2 separate regions of the Homo sapiens genome follow, and region 2 is linked to region 1. A link is an interaction called in ENCODE POLR2A ChIA-PET data of the cell type or tissue named here. Cell type or tissue: HepG2. All regions are shown on one strand. Links, peaks and the distances in the headings refer to the core of each region. The heading gives the core; the rest is flanking DNA.

The links. Peaks named below come from ENCODE experiments on the same cell type or tissue, not always from the same donor. Only the 100,000 strongest peaks of a DNase experiment are listed, where the experiment ranks them.
Region 2: POLR2A ChIA-PET joins it to region 1 with 8 read pairs; 2 of 35 experiments call an interaction of 5 or more read pairs at or near these places.

What each region holds. Positions count from the first base shown.
Region 1 is chr20:38,666,647-38,681,708 of GRCh38, reverse strand. No RefSeq gene overlaps it. Among named protein-coding and RNA genes, the nearest start is that of SLC32A1, 50 kb to the left of the region's middle. RefSeq lists a silencer at 7,143-7,252. In HepG2, for the core only: no CTCF peak of the experiment used is centred there; no DNase peak of the experiment used is centred there; H3K27me3 peaks cover 1,441 bases.
Region 2 is chr20:38,906,855-38,921,916 of GRCh38, reverse strand. PPP1R16B (protein phosphatase 1 regulatory subunit 16B) reads right to left here. Exons shown (of 11, transcript NM_015568.4): 8 at 14,863-14,938; 9 at 13,982-14,111; 10 at 13,724-13,889; 11 at 1-3,760. The coding sequence ends at 3,251. Among named protein-coding and RNA genes, the nearest start is that of FAM83D, 12 kb to the left of the region's middle. RefSeq lists enhancers at 692-1,563, 13,428-13,927. In HepG2, for the core only: no CTCF peak of the experiment used is centred there; DNase peaks (open chromatin) are centred at 6,672 and 8,066.

The sequences.
Region 1 (15,062 bases), core at 3,300-11,299:
CCTATTTTTTATTTATCTTGTTAGCTCTAGGTCATCATTAAGGACTCTTCCTCTTGTAGCCTTCCCTGACTCCTTCAATCTTGGCTATGTGCCACCCCTGGCTCCCACAGCCCCCTACATTGTCCCCTCTATCATAGGTATTAGACTGTATTGTTATGCCTGCTCCCTTCCCTATCTTGCCCCCCACCAAACTGGGGACTCTCTGAAGGCAGGGGTGTATCTTGCTCCAGTGCAGTGCCTGGCACACACAGGTGCTCAATTCATGATTGTTGAATAAACAGGTAAAACTAATTTCTCTTCTCAACCCATGGTTCTCCTCAACCATCAGGAAGCCAGGTGAGTATTAAGGCTTTTCAGAGAAATGTTGCCAAAACAATAAATAATAACTCTGGGGAAATTAATTGTTAGATCTGGCTCTTTCATTAGTAGCTCATCAAAGGACTGTGAGCCCCCAGTGGGACTCTTAAAAATAAGTAACCGATCAGCATGGAAGGAAGGGCATCCTCTTCCCAGCACCCCCTGCCACTACCACCACCAACACACAAACAGACACACCTCCGCGAATTGCAGGGCCTGGCCATTTAACACAGTTATTACCAACTCCCACTTAGTGAATTATGAGCAAGAGCCTCGAGAGAGCTTTCAAAGATCTTCAAATGGATGTTTAAAAGCATGCGATTGCTCAGTCAGGCTCAGCTAATGGCATTTATTACTTGGAGGATAGGGTATTTACATAAAGCTGGATTTTTATTATAATGGTCAAATCGTTCCTGAGAGGGAGGGTGGAAGGGAGAAGGAAGGGTGAAGGTGTAAGAATCAACTTCAATTCCATTTGAGCAGATGTCAAATCCTCTATTCCCACTATAAGGCTGGTTCTCTCAGATGTCAGCATAACAATCACTAGGGCGGGTCTTGAGTAGGGTGACCCTGGCACAGGAGTGGGCAGATCAGAGCATGGCACTGTGTTCCCCTAGAACAGAATACTCAGGACCCTGGACAGCTCACAGTGTCCGCTGAGGATCTGTTGGTCTGTTCTCTAGACAGTTCATTCTTCCTAGGGTCCTTCCACTGATGTTTTAGTGGAGGTCCCTCATTTATCCCCCCTCTAGTCTGGAATGGAGACAACCAAGGGCATTCACTCTCTCCTGGCTTCACCAATGGTCCTAGGGGTCCCCATGTACTCCTCTGAATGACAAGGTGCGAGATGAAGATGAGTTGAAGTTAGTTATTATTGGCCTCAAGGAGCTTGCATTAGTTGTCTATTGCTGCATACCAAACTACCTCCAAAACTTAAAGGCTTAAAACAATAATGACATATTATTTTCTCATGATTCTGTAGATGAACTGGGTGATTCCTCTACTGGTCTTGCCTGGATAACTCATGCAAATACAGTTGGCTGGTGGATCAGTTGGGGCTGAAGGATCAGGCAGTGAGTACGTGTTTAATGGAGGAGGTGATTAGGGGATGACTCGGGAGATGAATGTAATGTATGTTCTCCAGGTAGGAAAGACTGAGAAGAAAATTTTAAGAAGAGGAAGCAACATGAGAGCAAAGGTATGAAACAACAGGCGGCTGTTTGAGAGCCATGGGAACTGGCAAGTGGTTCCGAATGACCAGCTCATAAAAGAGAGTTGGAGGAGAATGATTTCAGATAACTCTGGGGAGGCAATTAGGGCATTGGGTATCATGTAGGACAATTGGCCTTACCTCATAGGTGTTGAGGAGACCTGGAGTGATAGGTGTTATTTAAATGAATTATACTACATTCCAGGCACAATGCTGAGCATTGGAGATGCAACATTATCTCACTTAATCCTAGCCATTATCACCATTTTACACATGAATAAATTGAGGCTTACCCAGGATCACACACACAGGTGTCTGGCTCCAGAGTAGTTGTTTTAATTATTATATTCCATAGCCCTTCTGAAGGGGCTTAGAGTTGGGAGTGTAACAGGTAATGAGGAATGGAACAGGATTAAATTTGCATATTAGCAAAAAAAAGGTTGAAAGAGGTGTGGGGAATTCCATAATTAAACACAGAGACTGCTGGGTTAAACAAAGTTTATCAGAAACCTGGTACTGCTGGACTTCTCAGAGCCTTTAGTATGCTAATGTGCACTAGAAAGTAAGCCCTTTTATTGACAGCTCTATTCCCAATACCCCAAATAGTGTCAAACATATAGTAGATGCTCCATAAAAGTGTACTGAATTAATAAATGAGTGAATGAATTTATGTTGGGAAGCTGCAAAGGCTTACATATTTCAAAATTGTTTATAGAAATATGAGGTGAGAGCTTGCCATACACCAGATCCCAGGCAAAGCACGAGGACACGAAGATAAGTTGACATGCCCATGCCCTCAGGAAGTGGCTAGTCAGAAGGTATTTTCTCATTTTACACAGGATTTAATTTTTATGTAATTCTTAACAATCTTGTGAGGTTTTCTATCTCATGAGAAAAGTAAGGCTCAGAGAGGTGACATGACTTTCCTAAGGACTTAGAGCCAGGATGAAAACTGCCAGCACCTTGCCTGATGGATGTTACCCCTGCATTGGTGGAGGAGAGAAAAGTGGTGGATGGCTTGGAAGTTACCACCCCATCTATACACTAGAATCCTGAACAACCACAGGCCAGGACCACACTGTCCCTTCAGACAGGGTACCTGAGATTGTCACTGTTTCTTCCTGCTATGGGAGCCACTTGCTTCTCCGTGGCTTGACCACCCAGGAGAATTCTGAGGCAGGGAAGCAGCTAATGCGAGGCTGTGACTAGATCTACCTAGGCCCCTCAGTGGGTGGACTTTTCCTACAGAAGGCCAGTCCATTGCCAACACAAGCCCTCTTGCTCTGGGTGCAGGGGAGGTGGTGGGGGAGTTCCCTCTATCATCAAAGGGCCCTGTATCCTGTGGTCACACAGTCACACATACAGTGTGACTATATGTGATAGTCCATACATGCACAGAGACACATGCACACACATACACAGAACCTAGACTCTATGTGCACACACACATAAGCACATCCCTAACAGAGCATGCAAGTTCATGTACACGCGTATTCTCATATACAGAGAGCAAACATACAAACGCACAGAGCATGCCCACATAGGTGGGTTTGGACACACATGCATAATCACATACCTGATAGCCATCAATCACCCCATGCTGCAATTCCTCTCTGGAGGGAGAGAGTAGGAGGTAACTGGAGAGGAGAGGGTGCTGAGGCAGAGGGGCCTGGGGGAACTAGTGACATGCTGTCCTTAGACATGACAGCTCTGGCCAAGGCTGGCTGTTTTAGAAGGTCTCTCCCTTCAGCCACAGGTTGTCTGTTGTACCATCAGTTGGGAGGCCCTAGCAGACCTGGCCTCTTGTAGATTCTAGCTCTTGTAACAAAGTAGTCATCTTGACAGGTGGAGGAACTTAAAAGAGGTTCTCCTAGGACCAGGGGCACTTGTACAACCCCATTTAATACTCCTGAAATAAGTTGAATTAACCCCATAATTTTAGGAGCCAGAATCATCCCATCACTTATTTCTTTGAATCAAATGGGGTCAGTTTTAAATCCCCATCCACCTGGCCAAGAAGGAAATTAATTTGTCCTAATGAAGCTTCTTCACCACACCCCTACCCCTGCCAGTGGAAGAAAGGTCACAAGGGTTTATCCAGAGCAGGTCATGTGGGGAGAATCCTCTTTTCTTCCATTTCCACTGGCCACTGCTGAAATGCTCATTGTCCAAACTCACATAGTCCCTTGAAGACAGTTGCTTCTGAGGCTTGAATGTCAAGCATGAGCTGCTGGGTCTGGAAACCCTGATGCCCTGGACCTTTGCTGGGTCTACCCTTCCTAGGGGCAACTTCTCTATTGGCCCAGGTAGACAGCTGGTGTTGATGGCCAGCTCTCCTCATTCTCTCCATCCTTTCATTCACCAAATGTTTACTGAGGGCCTCCAAAGGGTCAGGCACTGGGCAGACAGTGATGAACAGGACTATCTTCAAAGAGCTCCCAGGAAAGGCAGACAGTAACTGCATAATAACCCTCAGATTGGCAATGTCTGCCTACCCTCTCCTCCCAGATGGGGCTCTGGAGGCATTCAAATCAGTCCACTTTTCTTTGCCATTGCACTCTGTTGGGCATGAGCTGATCATCTTCAGCTGCACCCAAGTCTTTTAGGGCCCTCCTACATGAGAGTGAATTATCTGCCCCATTCCCCAGAGGTTGGGCAGCCACCACCTGATGGAGATAATAGCAGAGTTCCCTTCATCATTTCTCTAAGGGAAGCCCAGACCCTTCCTATAGGGAGGCTTCTAGGTGGTCTTCCTCAGCACTCCAGGGTTCTAGAAGTGAGTGTGCAATTCTCTCTCTCTCTCTCTCACACACACACACCCCACACCCCAAATGAGATTCTTACAATAAGACCCTAGAGCATAATCAGTTAAAAGAACCATTGAAATATGCCTTCTTTTATAGCCCTGATTTTCCCACACAAACTAATCTACTCCAGCAGACTTAATTCAAATGAACTGCACGTTCTCAGCACTATAAAAGTGACTTTATCACAGTCAAGAGAGAAAGATTAGAAGAAATGAATATGTGGGTGATTGAATACAGGATGTCCAGTGACAGGGGATGGAGGATGCGGATTTGCTATCTTGGTTCAGCCTCGGTTTATGATGATTGAGAGGGCTGCCCTCTCAATGGGCAGAGGCAGAATGGCCACAGGGTAAACACCGCTCCAGCCATGCCTGGCAGCCACCATCTGGCACTGAGAATGGCCAGCCTGAGCTGGCCTGGCCTCATCCAGCCTCCTGCTGTGGTCAGCTTAAAGGAAGCACAGAGGTGGGATCTGGAATCAGCCTGCCTGGGTTTGGACACCAGCTGTCCCACACAATAGCTGTGTGGCCCTAGGTAAGCTGGTTTACCTCACTACGCCTCACTTTCTCCATCTGGAAAATGGGAATGATTACCGCGAGGGCCTCACCAAGTTTGCTCTGAAGATCGAATGTTATAACACACACATGAAGTGGAGTGCTGGTCCCACAGTCGAGGACTGGCCAGGTAGACTTAGTATCAGCATCTCTCTACTCAGCCAGACCTCTGCTGCTGTTCTGGGCCTGGCTGGGGCAACATGGAGCCTCTGACCCTTTGAGAAGAAATCATCTAAGTTAGGAGGAGCCTTGGACTGGGTGTGGGGATGCTTTTGACCCTTTCCACCAAGCCATAGCATCCATGTACTGTGCTGTGACTTGGTAATAGTGCAACCACCTTAGGTTCAGATCCTGGCCCTGCCGTTTACTAGCTGTGTGAATTTGGGCATATCATTCAACCTCTCTGGGCCTCATTTTCCTCATGTGTGTAAATGGAGCCACCAAGAGTCCTTACTTCATAGGGATGACATGAGGACTAACTGAGATAACCCATCTGCAGCAGGCAACACAGCCCTGGTGTGAAGGAGGCGCTCAATAAACATGGGCTATTATTAATCCATTATCCTGATGGTATCTCACGGTACTGCTCCTCACATTATGACTCTAGATTTTACCTACCAGGCTGTTTCGTTTTGAGACGGAGTCTCACTCTGTCACCCAGGCTGGAGTGCAGTGGTGTGATCTTGGTTCACTGCAACCTCTGACTCCTGGGTTCAAGTGATTCTCCTGCCTCAGCCTCCCAAGTAGCTGGGACTAAAGGTGCGCACCACCACGGCTGGCTAATTTTTGTATTTTTAGTAGAGACAGGGTTTCACCATGTTGGCCAGGCTGGTCTTGAACCCCTGGCCTCAAGTGATCCACCCACCTCGGCCTCCCAAAGTGCTGGGATTATAGGCATGAGCCACTACACCCGGCCTAGATTTTATCTACTAGGTTGTGAAGCAACTATCCATCCATTCATGCATTTATTGAGCAAATTGCTATTTAGTGCTCAGCTCAGAATGCAGTGATGAACCAGCAAGGCCTGGACCCTGCACTGCCTCATTCATTCATTCATGCATTCTTTAGGCAGAGACTAGGCAATGGTGTCCCAGGTCCTGGAAATACTGCAAAGAACCGAGCAAAGCCCCTGTCCTCAAGGAGCTCACAGTTTTGTGGGGGAGACAGAAAAGAAACCAATAGACAAATCCAAATACAACTTTGGGTGGTCAGTGCCGTGAAGAAACAGTGGGTAGGGTATGGGGATGGGGAGGGTCTTACAAAAGGTGGTCAGCAAAGGCCTCTCAGAGGAAGGGACGCTGAACAGAGGCCTGTGTGAAACGAGGGCCTACTTACGTAGGTGTGGAAAGTACAAGGTTAGGAAGGGGGTGGGAGAACGAGGTCTCCCTCATCTGCTCAGCCCAGCAACCCTCATTCCTTCCCAGTTTCTCAGGAGACGTCCCCCCGCCCATATGGTCACGGAAGTCAGAATCTTGGGGGTGTCCTCATTTTCCCCCTCACCCCTAAACTTGACTAGCCACTGGTTCTGTAAATTTTACTCCCTAGTCTTCTTTTGCGTTCTATCCCCCAAGACCTCACCGACATTTTCTCCCACCTGGACCACGGCAGTTACCTCGTCCTCCTTGGTCCTCTGGACTCCAGTCTCAGTCTCCGCCTCCCAAAAGCCAAAAGGACCTTTGTAGAACACAAATGTGAGCAAGACCTCTGCCCACCTCCACCCCCAGCCTCCCTGCAAATCCCTGCTGTCCTCAAGAACCATCCCAGACCCTTTGCCGGAAATTCGAAGCCCTCCAAGACCTAACCCCAACCCCATCCTCGGCTCCGTGCCTCGTGGACTCTCCTCCAGGAGGCCTTCCCGGATCCCACGGGCTGGGTTTGAGGGTGCCCCGGAAATCCTGCCCGAACCTTAGATATGGGTGTCCGCATTGGATGAAGGAACGGATGGCTCCGGGAAGACTGGGCTGGGAGTCTGAGCACAATTCAGTTTAAAACTCCCTTCCCACTCCCACCCAGGGAAACAGGAAGGGGGGGCTGGCGGCGCCTACAGTTTGCATTCCTAGCGTGGGGCGAGCGCGCGACGGAGAACAAAAGGGCGGTAATGATCCGCAGCTGGGCGAGCAGCGTGTTCGGCCTGCGGAGACACCCGACCACCGGGGGTCGCCGTGCTCACTGCGCGTGCGCGGCTAGCGGGCGGGGCGCCCCGGGGCTCTGGGGGCGGGGTGGGGACGGCCTGGTGTGTGGGTGAGGGTGTGGGGGCGGGACTTGGTATGGATGGGCGGGGCTTGACGCGCGGGGGCGGGGTCTGGTGTGGGTGGGCGGCAGCGGACGCCTGGGACCGGGCAGGCGCCTGGCGCTTCCTTCCGGACCAGCTGCTCCGCGCCGCTCTGCTGTCATCAGGCGGGCGAGGAAAAGCCCCGCGTTCGCCGGTCGGCGCGGAGCCGAGCAGAAAATTGTTGATTCAGAGAAAATGAGAGCATCACGACTAAACAATGGCGGAAAGCGGCGACGACGCCGACAGGGCGTCCTAGCATCCCCTCCCTCCCGCTCGCGGGGACACGGGGAGCGAAGAGGGAGCTGAGCTGAGGGCCCGCGCGGAGAAGGGGGCGAGCGCTGCCAGCTCTGGGTTGGAGGCTGGGGGTACCGACCCCAGGGCTGCACCCTGAAGCCCTGAACTTAACGTCCCTCTCGGGTCCCCAGAGGCCCCGGATCCCGCTACCCTGGGTCCAGCTTTGAATGTTTCCGGACTTAGGGCACTGGGGTTGGGCCATGCTTTCTGACTGCAGGGGCGCATGAAACCCTGACTCCTCACCGTGGCCAGTAAGACCCCGAGTGATCAGGCTCCAGCCTCATGCCGCACCACGGCGCCCCTTAGTGTGACTCACACGTTCGTTGTCCTTTCTGTTCCTCAGACAAGCCCATCGCTTTCCTGATTCCCTCTGCCTTGGAAAGCTGTTGACCCACTCTTTGCATGACTGGCTTCTTCAGGTGTCAGCTTAACTATCACCGCCTCCAAGAGGTCCTCCCTGACCCTCTGATCAGAAGTGGAGCCCCACCCCTCCGTTATTCTGTATGATAGCGTCCTGTTCATTCCGTTCTTTTTCAAGGCGTGAAGTAATTTTGTAATTAGGTAGTTTTCCATAAACTTCATAAGATCAGGGACCTCTTCTTTACAGCTTTCCCAAGTCCCCATCTGAGTTCCTGGAAAGTCTTAGGTTCTGAGCCCACCCCTTCTCCCTCCCGAGGATGTGTTTCTCACAGCAGCATTTACATATTTAAAGCCAGGACACAGCCCTAAATTGTGTAGGGAACCTAAAATCCAAGCCTGGAAGTGGTGTATCCGGTGAGGTCATTAGGGTTGATTTTCCGAGCTAAATAATAATAGGCCAGGTGCAGTGACTCACATCTGTAATCCCAACACTTTGGGAGGCCGAGGCAGGAGGATCGCTTGAGCCCAGGAGCTTGAGAGCAACCTGGGCAGCACAGTGAGACCTCTTCTCTACAAAATAAATAAATAAATTAGCTGGGCATGGTGGCACGCGCCTGTAGTCTAAGCTACCCAGGAAGCTGAGGAGGGAGGATCGCCTGAGCCCTGAAGGTGGAGGCTGCAGTGAGCCTTAATTGCACCGCTGCACTCTAGCTTGGGCAACAGAGTGAGACCCTGTCTCAGAATAATAATAGTAATAGTCATCATCATCATAAATATTACTAACTTAGCACTCATCCTGTGCCACGCCCTGTACTGGTCGTATAAATGTTAATTCAATTCATCCTCATATCAATCTCAGCTTATTTGTGCTTTTAAGCACTGCCAGATATGCCTCCGCCAGGAGGGAAGGATATGGTGTTCGCATTAAACGGGGATTGCTGACAGGGGTTATGGGGAGGCCCAAGAAGATGCAGGGCCAGCTGAGGGGCCTGCTACTTGGTGCCCAGCACTGGAGACTTGACCGAATTCAAGGCCAGGCTCCTCTTTTTATAATGTGTGTATCTTGGGAAAGTTACTTAACTTTCTCAAGCCTCAGTTTTTGCACCTTAAACGGGGTCAGCCTGGGGATCTCCCCTCCTGGCCTGATTGGGATTCAAGTCTAAACCAAGGGTAAGAAAACATCGTCCATGTGATGGTGACTGGCCTAAAAACAATTTGCTGCTGATGATTGCAGAACCCCCTCCCCAAACTGCAGTTTAGAAGCCACACAAGCAAGTAAGTAAAGATGCCTAATGAGTAATAAGAGCAAACACTTACCTGGTTCTCACTGTGTCTTACTGCTGTGCCAGGTGCTTCACTACATTGACTGATTCATACCTCAGAACACACTTGCCGGAAAGGCATTATTATCCTCATTTTGCAGAATAGGAAGCCGAAGCACAGAGAGGTTAAGTAACTGGCCTAAGGTCACCCTGGGGGGAGTGGCAGAACTGGACTGGAACCAGGCAGCTGGGCTTCATCATCCGTCCCTTCAACCTTTTGCTGCATATCAAAAGTTAGTGTTCACACTTTTAAGAGGGCAAACTAGATGACCCAGTGGTTGCAACTCCTTTGGGGTGAGTCCCCTCTCTTCACCGAGGCCTGATTTTTTTGTAGTAAAAATCTTCTAATTATGATGACAAAGCTGAATGTTTTCAGGCAAGATCTTGTTTACTGTCATCTCATATGATTGTGTTTTGTTTTGTTTTGTTTTGTTTTGAGACAGGATCTCACTCTGCTGTCCAGCCTAGAGTACAGAGGTGTGACCTTGGCTCACTGCAACCTCCCAGGCTCAAGTGATCCTCCCACCTTAGCCTCCTGAGTAGCTGGGACTATAGGAGCACTCCACTACACCCATGTAATTTTTAAAATTTTTTGTAGAGGTGGGATCTCGATACATTGCCCAGGCTGGCCTCCAACTCCTGGCCTCAAGTGATTCTTCCCCTTTGGCCTCCCAAAATGCTGGGATTACAAGAGTGACTGCCCAGCCTACAAACAAGCCATTGTTGGCAGGGAAAGGCACATTTTAAGGATTGACACGGTGGGACAGGAAGAGCCCTAAGCTCAGAGTCAAAAGGACCTGAGCACTAACGCTGGTTATGACATGGACTTGCATACATATCCTTGCACTCCTGGGTCTCCAAACACAACAACTGGCATCATTGCTCACAGTGTGCTAGGAACTATGACAAGCATTTTATATGCATCACAATAAGCCTTTGAAGCTTGGATTATCACCCTCACTTGGAGGATGAAGAAACTGAGGCTCGGGAGTGTGGACAGGGGGTGGTCCTTAGATCCAGGAAGGGAAGCCAACACTGCTCTCTAGGCAGGGAGGGAGAGGCGGGGCAGCCTGGTCTCTTTCACAGCTAAGAATAGTTAAAAGGCAATTACGATGCTAATTTCAGCACTAATGGCTACAGCAGCTGAGAGAGCGGGAGCTGAAAGGTGCTGTTAGCAGAGAGTTGCTAGCCAGGGCCTGCAGACAGTCCCCTCTCCCTGGAGACCCCTGGGCCGTGGCTGAGTCACAGCAGAGACACTGGCTCATTAGGCCCTAAATAAAGCAGCCACTGCTCCTGGACAAGGCTCAGCTCTTCCAGGTCCTTCCGCAGTGTCCCTCAGAGTGAAGGGAGAATAGCCAGCAGTCTGGGAGGGCACTGTGGACCTCATGGGTGATAAAGATGCTCAGGAAATCCCACTTTTCCCTCCCCCTTTCCCTCCCTTCCTGCAACAAGCACAAAAACAATAACAACAACAAAATGTGTTTGTCTATTGGAGGCAGGCTGCCTGTGGCTTACCAGCCATGTGGCTTTGAGCAGTGTATTTTATTTCCTGTGCCTCAGTCTCCTCATCTGTAAAATGGGGTTGACAACAATAGTACCCATTTCATAGGGCAGTTCTCAGGTTTAAATGACACAGCTCCGGTAAAGCCCGTGGCATGATGCTCACACTCAGTAAGTACTCAATCAAGAGTGAGCTGCTGGAATGGGGGTAACGTCAGGCAGTGTGCTGGGGATGTCATACCAAGATGTACAAGGTCCTGGCCTTGTGCTGGAAGGACAGCTAAGCCATTAGAGAACAGCTTGAGAGGTAATGGGGAGGGCTGAGGAGGCAGTGGGGTCACAGCGATGGAGAGTGGCTGGCAGGGAGAAGGCTTTACAGAGGAAGTGACATCTCAGCCAAGGTCACTAGTGAGTTTGAGTTCAAGGTGGAGGATGCTTTCAGGAGATTTCTTCTCCATAACTGTCCCATCAGCAAACCCATCGGTGCTCAGCAGAGCCCACTTGTCAGTCACACACATGCCGTTGTCTGTCTCTCAGAAATCAGGACTCAGTTGAGGTCAGGAGTTTGAGACCATCCTGGCCAACATGGTGAAACCCCGTCTCTACTAAAAATACAAAAATTAGCTGGACATGGTGGCGCACTCCTGTAGTCCCAGCTACTCGGGAGGCTGAGGCAGGAGAATCGTTTGAACCTGGGAGGCGGAGGTTGCAGTGAGCCGAGATTGCACCACTGCACTCCACCTGGGTGACAGATTGAGACTCAGTCTCAAAAAATAAAAATAAAAAATAAAAAATACAGATTCTAGTCCCACCTCCAGAATTTCTGATTCAGTAGATTTAGGAGGGGAGCCTCATAATTTGCATTTCACAAGAGTTTCCAGCACACAGATGCTGCTGGTCAGGTGACACTTTGGGAACCCACTTCTCTAGCCTCGTCTCCTCCCACTACACCCCATGCCCTCTCCACACCACTTTTTCCCCACTCTATACCTTTGTCCATACTCATCCCTCTCAACAATTCCTTTCCCCATTCTTACCTCTTATCTGTATGGAAAACTCCTACTCATCCTTTGAAACCCAATTCTTATGCCACTCTTCCTGGGAAGGTTTCTCTGACCCTTCTAGGTATGGTTATTTCCATCTGCTTTCTCTCTCTCTCTTTCTTTTCTTTCTTTCTTTTCTTTCTTTCTTTCTTTCATTCTTTCTTTCTTTCTTCCCTTCTTTCTTTCTTTCTTCCTTTTTCTTTCTTTCTTCCCTTCCTTCCCATCCTTCCCTTCCCTCCCTTTCTCTCTCTCTCTCTCTCTTTCTTTCTTTTCTTTCTTTCTACAGGGTCTCACTCTGTTGCCCACACTGAGGTACACTGCCACAATCATTGATCGTCACAGCCGCAAACTCCTGGGCTCAAGGGATCCTCCCACCTTAGCCTCCTGAGTAGCTGGGACTACAGGCACTCACCACCATGCCCAGCTAATTTTATTTTATTTTATTGTAGATACAGGTGTCTCAGTATGTTGTTGCCCAGGCTGGTCTTCAACTCTTGGCCTCATGTGATCCTCCCACCTTGGCCTCCCAGAGTGCTGGAATTACAGACATGAGCCACCATGCCATGTCAGGCCCCAGAAAAGGTTTTTACAGATCCATTTATTGGAGCAGAGTTTCTCAAACTTGGATGTGCTCATGAATCGCCTGGAGATCTGGTTAAAGCACAAATGCTGATACAGTTGATTTGGGGTGAACCTTAGCTTCTGCCTCTCTCACCAGCACCCATGTGGTGCCAAGGCTGCTGGTCTGATGCTGGTCCAGTGCAAAGTAACTGCAGCCCTTCTCACCCAGCGTTGTCATGAGCTGTGGATGTGCCTGCCTCTAGTATGTGGTGTGCCATTGTGCCTCTCATCCCAACCCAGCTTTCAGTTACATCACATTGGTGGCTTGAAATCGGCCATAGTGAAAGTATCTATATCACAAAAATCAGCAAATGCTAAAAATCAAGCCTTTTTTCCCTGGAACACAGAAACGTTTTCAGCACACAACTGCCTCCTACTTACCCCCGACTCCCCACCCCAAACCTAGACGTTTCTTGAGAACGAAGACTTTCCTTTTATCAGCTGTGTGTCTCCAAGGGTTAGGCGCTATTTTCTCAACCCTGGCTGCATGTTAGAATCAGCTGAGGAGTTGTAAAATAGTGACTCCCAAGCATGAAGCGGGTGGGTGGGTAGAGCCCAGACATCAGTATTAAAAAGAGGCCGGGCACGGTGGCTCATGCCTGTAATCCCAGCACTTTGGGAGGCCGAGGCGGGCGGATCACCTGAGGTCAGGCGTTCAAGACCAGCCTGGCCAACATGGTGAAACCCCATCTCTACTAAAAATACAAAAATTAGCCGGGTGTGATGGCGAGTGCCTGTAATCCCAGCTACTTGGTAGGCTGAGGCAGGAGAATCACTTGAACCCAGGAGGCGGAGGTTGCAGTGAGCTGAGACCACGCCATTGCCCTCCAGCCTGAGCAACAAGAGCAAAACTCTATCTCAAAAAAAAAAAAAAAAAAGAGCCAGGTGAAAGTCTGACCCAGGAATACAGAACAAGATGATGGAATTTTGAACTAAATTGACTAGAAGACATTTTAAAACAAAACTAAACTAAACTAAAAACTAACCCTCTGAAGCTGCCCTGCTGGTTTATAAGGAGGTCTATAACTCCAGTTTGAAAAGTATGAATGCATGCCTGGGGTCCTCTCTGCTCTAGCCCCCACAAAGCCTGCCTGAACAACCTGTTTTCCCGCCTCTCTCCTTGTCTAAGTAGGTGCAGAAGAGTTAGTCACAGAGGCCAGCGGACAGCATGGGCTCAAGAAGCACAGGCATGAGACAGGTACCTGCATTCTCCTCTCCCCAACTACTGTAGACACCATGAATCCATCACCCCGGAGCTCAGACTTCACCTCAGAATCCCTCCCATGTGGCCCAGGCACCTATTTCCAAATATGCAGAGTTGATACCTGAATTCAACACTGTGTGGTCTGAGTAGCAATGAAAATTGCCTTCCCCACCTTATTTTGTGACCCCTTTAATTATAGGTGGTTTCTATTTAATTGTCTGCTCTTATCTCTGGGCTCTTGGTTCTGCTCTCTGCCTCTGTGCCGTCTCCTGATGCCTCCAGTTCCCCAGCGTGAGTGGCATTTTGCTTTGGAACTGGGCACAGGGTCTAGCATACATCAGGTACTTAAACCACATGTGTTGGTATTTGAGAATCTATGAATGGAAAACTAAGCTCTCCTGGTGTTTTGGTTATCTATTATTTCATAACAAGCTACTTCAAAGCTTACTAGCTTAAAGGGAGAATAGTTTTATTTGCTCATGATTCTGTGGGTCAAGGACCTGGTCAGGGTTCAGCTGGAGGATTCTTCTGCTTCACATGGTATTATATGGCTTTACTCATGCAACTGGTAAATGATACAGACTTAAAGAGGGCCGCTCCACGTGGCTGCTTGGGCTTCTTCACATCATGGTGATGGTGTTCCAAGAAGGAGCATTTCAAGCCGCAAAGGTAGAATCTGCTAATTTCTTAGGGCTCAGTCTCAGAGTTATACGGTGTCACTACTGTCACATTCCACTGGCCAGACCAGCCACAGAGCCAGCCCCAATTTAAGAGGAAGGGAAATGGATTCCACTTCTTTTTCCTTTCTTTCTTTTTTTTTTTTTTTTGAGATGGAGTCTCGCTCTTTCGCCCAGGCCGGACTGCAGTGGCGCTATCTCGGCTCACTACAAGCTCCACCTCCTGGGTTCATTCCATTCTCCTGCCTCAGCCTCCCAAGTAGCTGGGACTACAGGCGCCCGCCACCACGCCTGGCTAATTTTTTGTATTTTTAGTAGAGACAGGGTTTCACTGTGTTAGCCAGGATGGTCTTGATCTCCTGACCTCGTGATCCGCCTGCCTCGGCCTCCCAAAGTGCTGGGATTACAGGTATGAGCCATCGCGCCCGGCCTGGATTCCACTTCTTCATGGAAGGAGTGGCAAAGAGTTGGCAGCCATCTTTAACTCACCAAATCTGGGGAGTTTACGGGTATGGGACCCAGTAGGTGCCCAATAAATATTTCTTAATGAATGAATAAGTAAACTGCATTGCCAGAACTGGCTGGGCTCCCCCAGTTCATGCCTTTTCACCCAGATCCCAGGCCTGTCCAGCATCCCCTTGGACAAACTGAGACTTCACTTCTGACCCAGCTTCACATTGCAGCAGTAGGGTGGTGGGTGAATTCCTACCCCCAGCCTGGCATGGGTGAGGCAAGACGGGGATGAAGGCCTTAAGAGTGGGGATCCCACAGCAGGGCATGGGTTGGAGCTTCCTACAAATGAGCCACACTTGGGGGCAGGGAGCCTGGGCTGCCCTGGGCC
Region 2 (15,062 bases), core at 4,185-12,184, 240 kb before region 1:
CCCAGCTCCCGAATCCACCCCTGCCATGGAGGGAGGCAGATTCCCAAGGAAAGGCTTTGATGCTGAAGGAAGCAGCAACTTTTCCTCCCATTATCCATTAGTGGGGTGAGGGGACTATGTAATAAATGAGCCACCATGAGCAAGAAACAATGACTTTAAAAACCTGAGATGCATTTGGCAGCAAATTGCAGAACAGTCTTCTAGACACTGATCTCAAGCTGCTATTATAGAGTCCCCCAAAGATGCTGGCTGAAGGCAGCTATCACTGAAAGTTCCAGATGGACCTGGATGATGTCTGCCTGGAACCCAAGATCCAGCATCTATACTTGGTGGCAAATGTTATCCAGGGGTGACCATGACAGCTGTTCCCAGCTAAAGGAATTCAGACTCTAAGGATTCTAGGAGCCGAAAAGCAAAGGGTCGCTGGACGAAGATGCAGACACTTTGCCTCAGGTGACTTGAATGGGACTGCTGATGCCTGTGGTCCCCAAGGGACGGAAACCACAAGGAACAGTTCTCCTGACTCTGTCTTATTCCTCCTTTATCCGCAGAACCTAACGTAGAGGCTGGCATGTTGCAGCTACTCAGTAAATTACGTGAGTGAATTAATGAATGACCGCGGCTCATTCATTGGAGGTTGGTCTCCAACTTGTCTCTCAACACCCAGGAGACCTACAGGGAAAGCTCCCCAGGGACTTAAAGCCCCAAGAAGGGATGGTTTATCCCTGGCTGAAAACATGAGCCAATGCCTGAGAGTCACCTGTGTGTGAAGTCGGCTCCTGTCAGGGAATCAGCTGGGATTCCCAGCCTTCTGGGTGGAGAGGAATAGCCCAGGAGGCAGGAGGCATGCGGAAAAGGAGGGAATGGCCTCAGGCGCTCAGTGGGTTGGGCAGTACGTGCCTTCAGTGTTTGGCCCCTGAGCAAAAAGATCGGAAAACCTAAACAGCTCTCTCCTGAGGAGCACGCGGCTTCCCTCAGAACTCCCTACCTTGTAGCTAAGGTTGGCTCATGAGGGATTTCAGCGTCAGTCTGGGCTCATACTGTTTTACAGCCAATGGTACGTGTGTTTTAGATCATCCTGTCCTGTTCCAGCCACAGCCTGAGATGTTGAAGAGCCCACCCCAAATGGCAAGGTCGTGGGAAGCATCTGTGCACCTGTCTTCAGCCTCCTGGGCCGCCTCCACCCCTACTCTAGAATACATCTATCCTGGCATTGGGGTGGAGGTGGCCTGATGCTGAGAACCTCTCCCCTTCCAGCAGCCACCAAGGGTGCAGTCACTCCCATGGGCCCTCTACTTTCTGGTCCAGCCAGCTGCCCTGCTCCTGGGAAAGCATCACTCAGGCTCCCTGAAGTCCAGCTCCCTCTCTGGGTTATGGGGCTATGGGGGCCACAGTAGGGGGCTAAGAATGACAAAGAGCAGATCCCATGACCAAAGTTGTGGCACAAGGCGGGGATGGTCTTCCAGTCCCAAGCCCCTAGCCCAGGTGCCCCTCAGGGCAAGTTTCTCATAGACTGAGAAAGAAGAGGGTTAAAAAGAACCCAGATCTGTTCCCCAAATTAAAATCTGGAACTAGGAGACCCCTTCAGAGCTCTAAGGAGGTAGTTTAAGGACAAATAAAAGGCGCACAGAGCAAGGGATAACCTGCAGCTTATCGGGTACACCAAGAGGTTCTGGCTGAGCCTGTGGGCAGTGCCCATGCCATGGGCATCTCCAAAGGGGGTCCTGGGAGACTCAGCAGTGAGGGGAGAACAGCCATTCACAGTCCTCCCTCCCCAGCACCAGGAAGGCTGGGACTATGAAACTGCAGGGCTGGGCAAGACCCAACTCTAGCCCTACCATGGCTCTCCTGAATGCAGGAGGGGATATTGACCACGTGCACCCTGGATTCGCAGACTTGGGGCATCACCACTCCTGCAAGTGCAGGCTGGGAGCCCCTGGGTGAGGCGGGAACTCAAAAGGGCTGACTGGCAAATCTGTCTCACCAAGCATCCCCAAAAAGGCAAAAGCTGGGCCCGGGATCCCGAGCACTGACTCTGCACACATGACTGATGGAGGTGGAAGGGGGTGGGAGGTGGAGGCAGGCTGGCCCCTAATTGCTTGCTCTGACAGCTCAGTCTAAGGAGGGTTGGCTGAGATGGGCTGGGCTGAAACAGTCTGGATATTCACAAAGACCCCAGGGTGCTGGGCTCTGTCGCTGTTAACTAGCGACTGTTTTTTTTAAATTAACTGGCCTCTCTCCCTGGAAAAGCATTCCAATGGAAGCTCCTCACTTAGCTTCATTTTCCCAGCACCAGCCAGTAAAACCCAGTGACCTTGATACGATCCACAAAAAGAAGTGAATTCAGTTACCTCCCTCCCTCTAGGAGTTTTACAGACTAAAGGAATTTTTAAAATCAGATACACTTTGGTAAATACTGACCTTGTCCCCCTCCCACACCCTTCTGCCTTTGACACTTCCATCCAAGAGGAAAACATGATTTGGTTGATTCCAGGAACGAAATTGCCTGGTTTTCCCCCTCCACCCCTGGATGGTCACACAGCTGGCTCCTGGCATGGGCAGAAGTGTGGCTCTCAACAAGGCTGCGGGGAGCAGGTCTGTGTCTATCTCATCTACCCATGTAGATTCCTGGCTCCCTCTGAACACAGCGAGGACTTCTCACCCCTGTCAGGTGTGGCTGGTGGCTCAGACTTTGGGATAACTCTGAGCAGGACTATGGGTCTCAGCTTAGCAGGTCCCCTCCCCTGCTAAAACCACATTGGCAGTGGTAATGAGACTCTGAGTCTTAACTTCCATCCTTTTGGGAATACCCCACAAATTCTAAGCCCCCTTGCTTCCCCTGAGCCCAGGTATGTCATTCCTACACACACTGATCGAGCTTGTGTGTGTGTGTATATGTGTGTGTGTGTGTGTGTTAATGTGACATGCATGTACTGATCCGGAGAAGCCTTTATACCAAGAATAGAGCTGGGATCTCAAGCCCACCCTCCCAAGATCAGACAGCAGAGTGAACCAGGAGGCCACGACAGGCCTTGTGTCAGATGGCAGACGATGCAGCAGGAAGCAGAACCACGGGACGTGGGACATGGGATGCTATGGGCAGCCAGCTGAGGGCTGGGGTCTGAGTTCCTCTGAAAAGCAGAGCCCACCTCTCCCCAGCTGCCCTGACACCTCCCCAGCCAGGGCTGTTGGGCTGGCCTGGATTCCAGGAGCCCCTCCCCAGGCATCTCCCTCCTCCATCACACGGAGACTAGGAGATACGGCAACAGCCATGCACCTTCTCCTCCATCTCCTCTATGGGGGCCTTGAACTTTAAGAGTGGGGGATCTCCGCTGGTGACCGTGTAATATACCGAGGTCCCATTGCTGCTGTACGGTGAAGTTCTGCCTCCGATCAAGGGGGCCTTGCCTTCACTGCTACTCTCGCCCGTCCTGGCCATGCTGCTGCCCAGGTGTGTGCTAAGGAAGGGGTGGCTGAGCAGCTTGGCTGCAGCCCGCTGCCGCTTCAGCTCCAGAAGCGTCTGAGGGCTCTGTTCCTTGTAGCTGCTCCAGGGCGGGGTGGCGTCGGCCACGCCAGGGTTGCCATAGGCCATGCTGTAGTCAGGCACCTCATGCACCTTCCAGACATCCCCGTTGGCCAGCGCATACTGGTAGGCACTGACCGGAGCCCGGAGGCCATTCTCAACAGGCATGTCCAGTTCACCTCGTGGGATCTTGGTAGGAAATTCGGAGAGTAGCACGGGCTTCTCCAGCCTGGGGTTCTGCGAGTGAGAAGGACAACATTACCAGCTGGCTGGAAGATCTGAACCTACTATCCACCTGTCTCTCTGCTGAGGGCATTATTGTTTGGACTTTTCCTCTATCTGTTTTCTCTCCCTGGGTATCGGGGCCAGGGTTTTCCTTTGGGGAACCCCCAATCTATGAATTTCCGTACAGTTGACCGACCCCTGGCCTTGCTCCAGGGCCTGGATCATGACCCAAGGCCTAGCTAGTCAACATATTTCACTACAGGGATTGGCCCAGGGATGAGTTCTTAACTGAAATTGCTTCAGTGAAGCAACCCTGGGACTTTTGCTAGAACAACTGGGAAAGAGAAGTTTCTGTAGGAACTGTGGGTAGTAAGAATGACGTAAGCTGAGGGCTGGGGAGATACTATGTTGAAGGGTCTGCTTGCAAGTAAAGTTGGCATGAAGAAAGGCTAAGAGAGACTGCATCCTGATGACCCATTTGAAGTCCAGGATCCTTCCAGGCTCAGACTTTTCAGTTGCACAAGCCAATAAATTCCTTGTGTGTAAGTCCATTTGAGTTGGGTTTTTCAGTCACTTGTAATCCTTCCTCTGTATATGAAGCATATCTCACAAAGATTCTTACCCAGGGATCCTGTACACCTAATAATCCTTGGATAACAAGAGTTTGAAAAGTAGCTGCTTCCTAAAAACTATAAACTAAAAAATAGATACATGCAACAACATTTAAAGCACAGCAAAAATCACCATGAACAGGGAACAAGGTCAAAAGACACATGAAGAAACTAGGAAAATATTTTCAACATATATTACAGAAAAGAGACTAATTTTCTAAAAGTATAAAGAGCTCTTAAAAGTCCTTTTTTTTTTTTTTTTGAGACGGAGTCTTGCTCTGTCTCTCAGGCTGGAGTGCAGTGGCGCAATCTCTGCTCACCGCAACCTCTGCCTCCCGGGTTCAAGCAATTCTCCTGCCTCAGCCTCCCGAGTAGCTGGGATTACAGGCACGTACCACCACACCCAGCAAATTTTTGTATTTTTGTAGAGATGGGGTTTCACCATGCTGGCCAGGCTGATCTTGAACTCCTGGCCTCAAGTGATCCACACTCCTCAGCTTCCCAAAGTGCTGAGATTGCAGGCATGAGCCACCGCACCCAGCCAAAAGTCAATTTTTAAAAGCCTATCTACCCAATAAAAATAGTAGGCAGGGGATACTAATATGTAGCCCACAGCAAAATATATAGATATACATGGCATTGGAATAATATTCATCCCCACTAATCGTTAATACTATAAAAATTAAAACAACAAAATATCACTTTTGGATATCACACTGACAAATACGTTTAAAGTGTGTTATTACTCAGTGTTGGCAGGGGTATGGGGAAATAAGTGAGAATGTAAATTGCTACAGTCTCTTTGATGGACAGTTTTGCATCATCCTTCACTGAAATTTTTTTCTTTTTTTCCTTTCTTCTCTCCCCAGCTCTTCAGTAAAAAATAAAAACAATAATAATGATAAAAATTTTTAGAAAAGATTGTATACTTTGCACCAGCAAGCCCATTTCACAGATTTTCTCTCTCATTAGTGCAAAGCCTGAAAGTCATCATTGGGCAAGCAGGACACTGTGGCCAGTACTTCTATTGGCATGCTCTGTAGCTGGCAAAAAGAATGAAGGAATTCTCCACAAGCTGGCATGGAAAGATGTCCAAGATATATATATATAATCTAGTTTATAATCTAGTTTTCTAACATATATTTATATATAACATACATATATAAATATATATAAAACGTACATATATAACATATATGTACATATAACATATATATGTATTTATATATAACATACATATATAACATATATAACATATATATGTTATATATATATATGGTAATATGTGATAAGGCAAAGAACACTTTCCATAGTAAGTTTCCATTTATGAGTGTGTATTTCTTCGCTTTCTCCTTTTAGAGTCAGGGCCTCACTATGTTGCACAGGCTGGTCTTGAACTCCTGGTCTCAAATGATTCTCCCACCTCAGCCTCCCAAAGCACTGGGATTACAGGCATGAGCCACCGAGTCCAACCTTTTTTTTTTTTTTAATGGCTCCTTCTGAACTATGCAGGCAGACTGATGCCATGTCATGGAGAGACCGTTTCTTGGTGGTCCTAGTCAGTGCTTCTCAAACTTTGATGTGTATGTGAGTTGCCTAGGGATATTGTTAAAATCCATATTCTGATTCAATAGGTCTGGGTTGGGGCCTGCAATTTGGCACTTCTAAGAATTTCCTGCTGATGCTTAGAGTGGCAAAGATCTGAGACACTGATCCCATCTTGGATGCACATTGGCATCATCTAGACAGTTAAAAAAAAACATGTACAGGCCGAGCGTGGTGGCTCACGCTTATAATCCCAGCACTTTGGGAGGCTATGGTGGATGGATCACTTGAGGTCAGGAGTTCGAGACCGGCCTGGCCAACATGGTGAAACCTTGTGTCTACTAAAAGAAAAACACAAAAATTAGACAGGCGCAGTGACGCAGGCCTCTAATCCTAGCTACTCAGGAGGCTGAGGCAGGATAATTGTTTGAACCAGGAGGCAGAGGTTGCAGTGAGCCAAGATTGCACAACTGCACTCCAGCCTGGGCAATAAAGTGAGACTCCGTCTCAAAAAAAAACCATATAGAACACCAATCTGAAAGCATCACATATTATATAATTCCACGTATATAACATTTTGGAAAAGCAAGACTTATGAAAACAGTAGAAGATCAGTGATTGCTAGAGTTTGGGGAGGAAGCGTAAGTAGAATACCAGGGCTGTTTAGTGGGACAGCCCTGGTCTCTTTCACCAGTTGTTCACAATCTCAACTGTCTAATATAACCACCTAAACCAAGTGGCGAGAGCATTCTGTGTGACACTATCATGACGGACACATGACATTATGCATTTGTCAAAACCCACAGGAGTTACGACACAAAGAGCAAACCCGATGTAAACTATGGGCTTTAGTTCATAATAATGTATCAATATTGGCTCATCAGTGATAACATATGTACCACACTAATGCTAGTTGTTAATAACAGGGGAAACCAGGGTGGAGGGGGGTGTATATGGGAAATATCTGTACTTTCCACTCATTTTTCTAGAGTTCTAAAACTGCTCGGAAAAAAAAAATCTATTAGTTTAAAAAGAAAAAAATCCCTGCTGGGTGCAGTGGCTCATGCCTGTAATCCCAGCACTTTGGTAGGCTGAGGTGGGAGGATGGCTTCAGCCTAAGAGTTGGAGACCAGCCTGGGCAACATAGTGAGACCTCATCACTACCCAAATATTTAAAAATTAGCTGGGCATGGTGGTGCGTGCCTGTGGCTCAGCTACATGGGAGGCTGGGCAGGAGGATCACTTGAGCCCAGGAGGGTGAGGCTGCAGTGAGCCATGTTTGTACCATTGCAGTCTAACCTGAGTGACCCTGTCAGAATGAGACCCTGTCTCAACAAAAGAAAACAAAACCCACCTATATCCATCTCCAGTGTCAGAAATCAGAGCATTGAAGGAAGAGGAATTAACTCCAGCCTGAAGGATGTGGGTTAGACGAAAGAGGTTTTCTCATGATGCAGGGAACTTCTAAATGTACTTATCTGCCTAATGCTTAATGAGGTACAAATTATGGGCTGAGTTCTATACAAATAAGAACACAATTGACCCTAGAACACCCTTTGTGGTAGGCACCATCATCTTGGCAATGTTGAACTGAGATACTGGACAACAGGAAGGTTAAACAAAACCCCCACATTTTGTGTTCTGGGGAATGGCTGACTGCACAGAATCACCCTTCCCCATAGGATTTCCAGAACGCTCAGACGACCCCTCCTTTTCCTAGGACAACCCAAACACAGTCCCCCAAATTCTCATTCTTTTCCTCTGAAATGATTAAACTGTCAATTTATCAACCGAAATTAAATGCTTGCTAAATGATTTTTTTTTTTTTTTGAGATAGAGTCTCACTCTGTTGCCCAGGCTGGAGTGCAGTGGTGCAATCTTGGCTCACTCCAACCTCTGCCTCCCAGGTTCAAGTGATTCTCCTGCCTCAGCCTCCCAAGTAGCTGGCATTACAGGCACCTGCCACCACGCCTGGCTATTTTTAGTAGAGACAGGGTTTCGCCATGTTGGCCAGGCTGGTCTCAAACTCCTGACCTCAGATGATCCGCCTGCCTGGGCCTCTCAAAGTGCTGGGATTACAGGCGTGAGCCACTGCGCCCAGCGGTAAATGATTTAACCAAATTTTAGTTAAGCTGCTCCCCTCCCCACAGGATCCTGGACTTTGACTCACCCTGAGGGTAAACAAGCACTGCAATGCAGAAAAACTCTCCTGAAGACCGTTCTGGAAATGGGCTGACCACCAGACACACATTCCTGGTCAACTGTCCAATTACACCACCTGCTCATCCCACCCCCAACCCTCAGTCCTTGCAGCCTCTGTCTTCCTCCCTAGGAAACGAACTCCTTTCTCCTTGACCTCCAAGATCTTGCCAATTCTGTGGTCGATGCATTCTACTTACTGCTGCAATCACTTCAAAAACAGTCTCTCTTTAGCTTTAAAAAACAACGACATGGCCAGGCATGGTGGCTCACGCCCGTAATCCCAGCACTTTGGGAGGTCGAGGCGGGTGGATCACAAGGTCAAGGGATTGAGACCATCCTGGCCAGCATGGTGAAACCCCGTCTCTACTAAAAATACAAAAATTAGCTGGGCATGGTGGCGTGCGCCTGTAGTTCCAGCTACTCAGGAGGCTAAGGCAGGAAAATCACTTGAACCTGGGAGGCGGAGGTTGCAGTGAGCCAAGATTGAGCCACTGCACTCCAGCCTGGCAACAGAGCAAGATTCCATCTAAAAAAAATTAAAAAAAAACACCAATGACAAACATATACAATGCTGAGGTCCCAACTCCTGAGATTCTGATTTAGTTTGTCTGTACTGCTACTTAAACATCAGATTAAAAAACAAGGGGCACAGTGGCTCATGTCTGTAATCCCAGCACTCTGGGAAGCGAAGGCAGGTGGATCACTTAAGGTCAGGAGTTCGAGACCAGCCTGGCCAACATGGGGAAACCCCATCTCTACCAAAAAACACAAAAATTAGCTGGGCATGGTGGCGGGTGCCTGTAGTCCCAGCTAATCAGGAGGCTGAGGTGGGAGAATTGCTTGAATCTGGGAGGCAGAGGCTATAGTGAACGAAGTTTGCGCCACTGCACTCCAGTCTAGCCTGGGCAACAGAGTGAGACCTTGTCTCAGAGGAAAAAAACAAAAACAAAAAACAGTGAACCAAAGTCATCCCTGAAGGCTAACAGGGCACAGCCTTGGAAGAAATGTGATTTGGGGGTCAGGCTGAACAAATTATTCCTCAAATAAGTGGTTCTGAAATTCTTGTGTGCAGCAGTATCGCCACATCTGGAGTGGGTCCTGAGAATCTACATTTATTTATTTTTATTTTTTTTTTAGAGACCACGCCTCACTCTGTCACCCAGGCTGGAGTTCAGTGGTGCTATCATAGCTCACTGCAGCATTGAATTCCTCGACTCAAGCAATCCTCCTGCCTCAGCCTCACAAGACCTAAGACTACAGGTACACACCATCACACCCACCTAATTGTTTTTTTTTTTTTTTTTTTTGGTGGGGGGTAGAGATACGGTCTTGCCATGTTGTCCAGTAACTCCTAGGCTCAGAAGATCCTCCCACCTCAGCCTCCCTCAGTTTTGGGATTACAGGATTTGTGATCCACTGTGCCCAGCCAAAGTCTGCATTTCTAACAAGTTCCCAGGTGATGCTGATGTTGCTGGTACAGGGACCATGCTTTGAGAATTCCCACCTTAACATGGTGAAACCCCATCTCTACTAAAACACAAAAATTAGCTGGGCATGGTGGCAGGTGCCTGTAATCTCAGCTACTCAGGAGGCTGAGACAGGAGAATCACTTGAACCCGGGAGGCGGAGATTGCAGTGAGCCGAGATGGCGCCATTGCACTCCAGGCTAGGCAACAAGAGCGGAACTCTGTATCAAAAAAAAAAAAAAAAAAAAGACTGACTATACCAAGGGTTGGCAAGAAACACTCTGCCATGGGAAAGCAGACAGGTACAAGGCACCTTGGAAAACTGCTTGGTAGTATCCACTAAAGCTAAACATATGCCTACCCGTGACTCCAGCTGCTTTCCTGGGTGTTTTCCCAACACAAAATAGTGCTTATGTCCACCAAAAGACATGTACAAAAATGTTTATAGGAGCTTTATTCACAGGAGCCAGAAACAAGAAACCCAAATGTCCACCAAAAGGAGAATGGAGGCCAGGAGCAGTGGCTGACCCCTGTAATACCAACACTTTGGGAGGCCGAGGAGGGTGGATCGTTTGAGGTCAGGAATTCAAGACCAGCCTGGCCAATATGGCGAAACCCCATCTCTACTAAAAATAGAAAAATTAGCCGGGCGTGGTGGCACGCACCTGTAATCCCAGCTACTCAGGAGGCTGAGGCAGGAGAATCGCTTGATCCTGGGAGGCAGAGGTTGTAGTGAGCCAAGAGCACGCCACTGCACTCTAGCTTGGGTGACAAAGCGAGACTCTGTCTCAATTTAAAAAAAAAAAAAAAGGAGCATGGATATGTAAATTTTAATATTCAAACAATCGAATTCTAGAAAGCAATAAAAAAGAATGAGGCGGCCAGGCGTGGTGGCTCACGCCTGTAATCCCAGCACTTTGGGAGACTGAGGCGGGTGGATCACGAGGTCAGGAGATCGAGACCATCCTGGCTAACACGGTGAAACCCCGTCTCTACTGAAAATACAAAAAATTAGCTGGGCGTGATGGTGGGCACCTATAGTCCCAGCTACTAGGGAGGCTGAGGCAGGAGAACGGCATGAACCCGGGAGATGGAGGTTGCAGTGAGCCGAGATCGCGCCAATGCACTCCAGCCTGGGGGACAGAGCAAGACTCCATCTCAAAAAAAAAAAAAGAAAAAGAAAAAAAAAACAAGAATGAGGCCAGGTACAGTGGCTCGTGCCTATAATCCCAGCACTTTGGGAGACTGAGGCAAGAGGATCATTTGAGCCCAGGAGTTTGAGACCAGCCTGGGCAACATAGCAAGATTCCATCTCTAAAAAATTTTGTTTTGTTTTGTTTTGTTTTGTTTTGAGACGGAGTCTCGCTCTGTCCCCAGGCTGGAGTGCAGTGGCTCGATCTTGGCTTACTGCAACCTCCACCTCCCGGGTTCAAGTGATTTTCCTGCCTCAGCCTCCTGAGTAGCTGGGACTACAGACGCGTGCCACCATGCCCAGCTAATTTTTGTATTTTTAGTAGAGATGGGGTTTCACCATGTGGCTAGGATGGTCTCGATCTCTTGACCTTGTGATCCACCCACCTCGGCCTCCCAAAGTGCTGGGATTACAGGCATGAGCCACGGCACCCAGCCAAAAATTTTTTTTAATTAGCCAGGCATGGTGGTGCATGCCTATAGTCCCAGCTACCCAAGAGGCTGAGGTGGGAGGATCGCTTGATCCCAAGAGGTCAAGGCTGCAGTGAGCTAGGATCACACCACTGCACTCCAGCCCAGGCAACAGAGTGAACTCCTGTCTCAAAAAAAAAAAACAAAAAAAAACTACTGCTATATGCCACAACGTGGGTGACTCTCACAGATGTAAAAAAAGCCAGACACGAAAGAAACTGCAGGGTCATTCATATGCATATACAAAATTAATCTTTAGAACTCAAAGTTAAATAGTGACTACATTTGGAGTGGGGGAAAGGACGGAGAGAGAACATGGATGATGAAAATGCTCTATGAATTCATCTGAGTGTGTACATTTGTAAAAGGTTGTTGAAAATCTCATTTAAGATTTGTCTACTTGGCCAGGCATGGTGGCTCACACCTGTAAGCCCAGCACTTTGGGAGGTCCAAGTGGGTAAGGATTGCTTGAGGTCAGAACTTCAACACCAGCCTGGCCAACATGGTGAAACCCCATCTCTACTAAAAATACAAAAATCCACCAGGCGTCGTGGCGGGCACTAGTAATCCCAACTACTCAGGAGGCTGAGGCAAGAGAATCGCTTGAACCCGGGAGCACAGGTTGCAGTGAGCTGAAATCACACCACTGCACTCCAGCCTGGGTAACAGAGCGAGGCTCCATATCATAAAAAAATAAAAAAATAAAAAAAGATTTGTCTGCTTTACCATACTTAAGTTACACCACAATCACAAAGGAAAAATAAATAAAGCACAGCTGGGAGACATCTGAAATGTGATTTGATACTGATCTACATCTCTTTTCTCACCAATCCTCAGACTAAGGGGCCAGGCAGAACAAATCTTCCCTACGTGCCCTCTCCATCACCAGCTGGTGGCTTTGATGTGGCCTCCCCTTGGGCAGGCACCTTCACACCTCCTGGTGAGACAGGCAGTAGGTGACCCCACTGTTCGTGCTGGGAAGCAGGGTCCCTCTGAGACACGTGGGCATGCTCGGTAGCTAATCAATTTCATCCCACCAAGGCTAAACTCTCTAGGCATGTTTTCATCTGTTCGTGGTGTAGTGGAAGAACGAAAATGGCAGACCACTTCTGGTACAGTTAACTTCTCCCTCATCCTCAGCAATTCCACTCCAGCCCCAAACTTGTTCACTCCACTCAGCAAGAAAGCAGCCATGCTGAGTGAGTGTGTTGGTTCTGGGTTAAGTAGTGTCCCTCAAAAATTCATGTCTACCTGGAATCTCTGAATGTGACTTTATCTAGAAATAGGTATTTGCAGGTGTAATAAATTAAATTAAGATTAGGTCATACTGGATTGGCATGGGCTCCAATCCAATGACTGGTGTCCTCATAAGAGGAAAAAACAGGCTAGGTACAGTGGCTCGAACCTGTAATCTCAGTACTTTGGGAAGCCAAGGTGGGAGGATTGCTTGAGGCTAAGTTTGAGGCCAGCCTGGGCAACACAGCAAGACCTCATCTCTACAAGAAATTTGAAAATTAGCCAGTCGTGATGGCCCCCGCCTATAGTCCCAGCTACTTGGGAGGCTGAGGTGGGAGGATCGCTTAAGCCCATGAGTTGGAGTCTTCAGTGATCTATAATCATGCCACTGCACTCCAGCCTGAGTGACAGAGCAAGACCCTGTCTCAAAAAAAACCAATAAAATAAAAATAAAAAAAGAAAACAGACACACACACACGAAGAAAAAGGTCATGTGGAGATAGAAGCAGAGACTAGAATCATTGCTAGCAAGAGCCAAAGAACGCCTGAGCCACCAGAAGCTCGCAGAGGCGTGGAACAGAATCCCCTTGAGAGCCCCCAGAGGGAACCAATGCTGGTGTTACCTGGATTTTAGACTTCTGGCCTTCAGAACTGAGAGAGAATAAATTTCCACCATGTTAAGCCATCCAGTTTGTGATAATTTCTTAAAGCAGCCATCAGAAATGAAAGCAGCTTAAAGCTTAAAGGACCATTGGCTGCTACAGGAGCAGGCTTCTCAGAGGTCCTACTAGGATCCTACTCCATTTTTCAAAAAACATGTTCTGATAAACACAATTCTCAATATCTTGTTATATTTCCTGAAAAAGAAGTTGTAGCACCCTCAGCTCCTGGGTGACTGCCCTACTGAAGCTCTCTCCTTGGAAGTCCACTGCTAGGTGTGCTGGAGCACAGCTAGGCGCATAGCGGACACTCACCCCCTGTCAATTAGGAGACCTACCTGTGTGCCAAAGCACCCAGCTCAGCCTCTAACACACTCCCCGATCACCTCCTTAACTACAGCAGCCACCACCATCAGACTGAATCTGCTGGTTTAACTACAGTAGCCATCATCATCAGACTGGATATGCTAGTTTAAGGGCAGTGCCTGGCTACTTCCCTCTGAAGGCTCTCAGTTGAAGAGGCAAGGCCAGGCTGGGCCCTGTTCTCCTCCCATTGCAGTGGCTGACACTAGGGCAGGGCGTGAGGCCACTCACAGGGTCCTTATTCTCTTGGTCTGTCCTGGTCTCCCTGATGTCCCCGTTGTAGGTGGAGGTCCGCTGATCCTCAGCTGCACTCCGCTGCCACAGGATGGCCTCTCCCTCATACTCCTTCCTATACAGGTTGGTCCTGTCCGACAGGCTGGCTCGCCGCACCACCTTCCTGAGAGGACAAAGTGGGTCCTAGAGGCTGCACCCAGGCACCACAGGCAGGAGCACACACAGGGACTCCTGGCTGCCCTGCCCCGGACTCACCCACGGCTGCCTGCGCTGGAGGTCCTCCGGCTCAAGGATGACTTGTGCCTCAGCTGTGACTTCATGATCACATCATGCTTGTGTTTTAGCTCCAGCAGCAGGACCTTGAACTCTTCCTCCTCGCACAGGTCTGAAGGGGCAGAGGAGTCTGTTGTGGGGGACGGGGCCAGGACCTGTGGCGCAAGAGGGTGCTCCAGACCAGAGGAGCTGCCACCCCAACCCACTGAAAACTCCAAGCATCTTTCAGGGCATGCAGGGAGGCAAGAAAACAATGCCAGCCAAAGTTGAGTGAGTGTGTTTATAAGAGGATTATAAGAATGGGAAACCCAGGTTCTGGGCACAGTCACAATTCCTAAGCTTCCCAGCTATGACCGAGGGATTCATGTTGCTCTTTGATAGTTTCCAAGAAGAGTCCCCAAGCAGGTACCCCACATAGCCCAAGCAATAAATTATGCAAAGATGCTAATAAAGCTACATACTCCCATCTATTCTACCTAACCCCTTCATCCATCTATCTACCTATTGCTGACTGAGCCATGTATTCATAGATTCATCCTTTACCCACTCATCCACTTATTTTTCTGTCTATCCATCCATCCATCCATCCATCCATCCATCCATCCACCCACCCACCCATCCATTCAACCAGACCTCATAATATCTACCCATCTACCACCTCAACCATCCATTCATCCATTTATCCATCTATCCATTAATCTGTCCATCCGTCCATTCATCTACCATCCATTAATTAATCCATCTATCTATCTAGACACCAATCCATCAATCTATACAACCATATATTTATCTATTTCTCCCTCTACCCATCAAAACATTGATAACTGCCTATTTGTGCACACCAGCTATTGTGCTGGACTTACCTATTGGCATCTCATCCATGGATGTCCTTGCACTGAGACTAGCTCCATGGGACACCAATAGCTCTGCCATCTGCATCTGAAACACAGGAAGAAGCTCATGTGTCCCCCTGCCCAGAGCTCAGAAAGCCTAGGAGGTGGAGAGAGTGCCCAAGGCCTCTTAGGATGTGACCCAAAGAATGGTGGGACAAAGTTGATTTCCA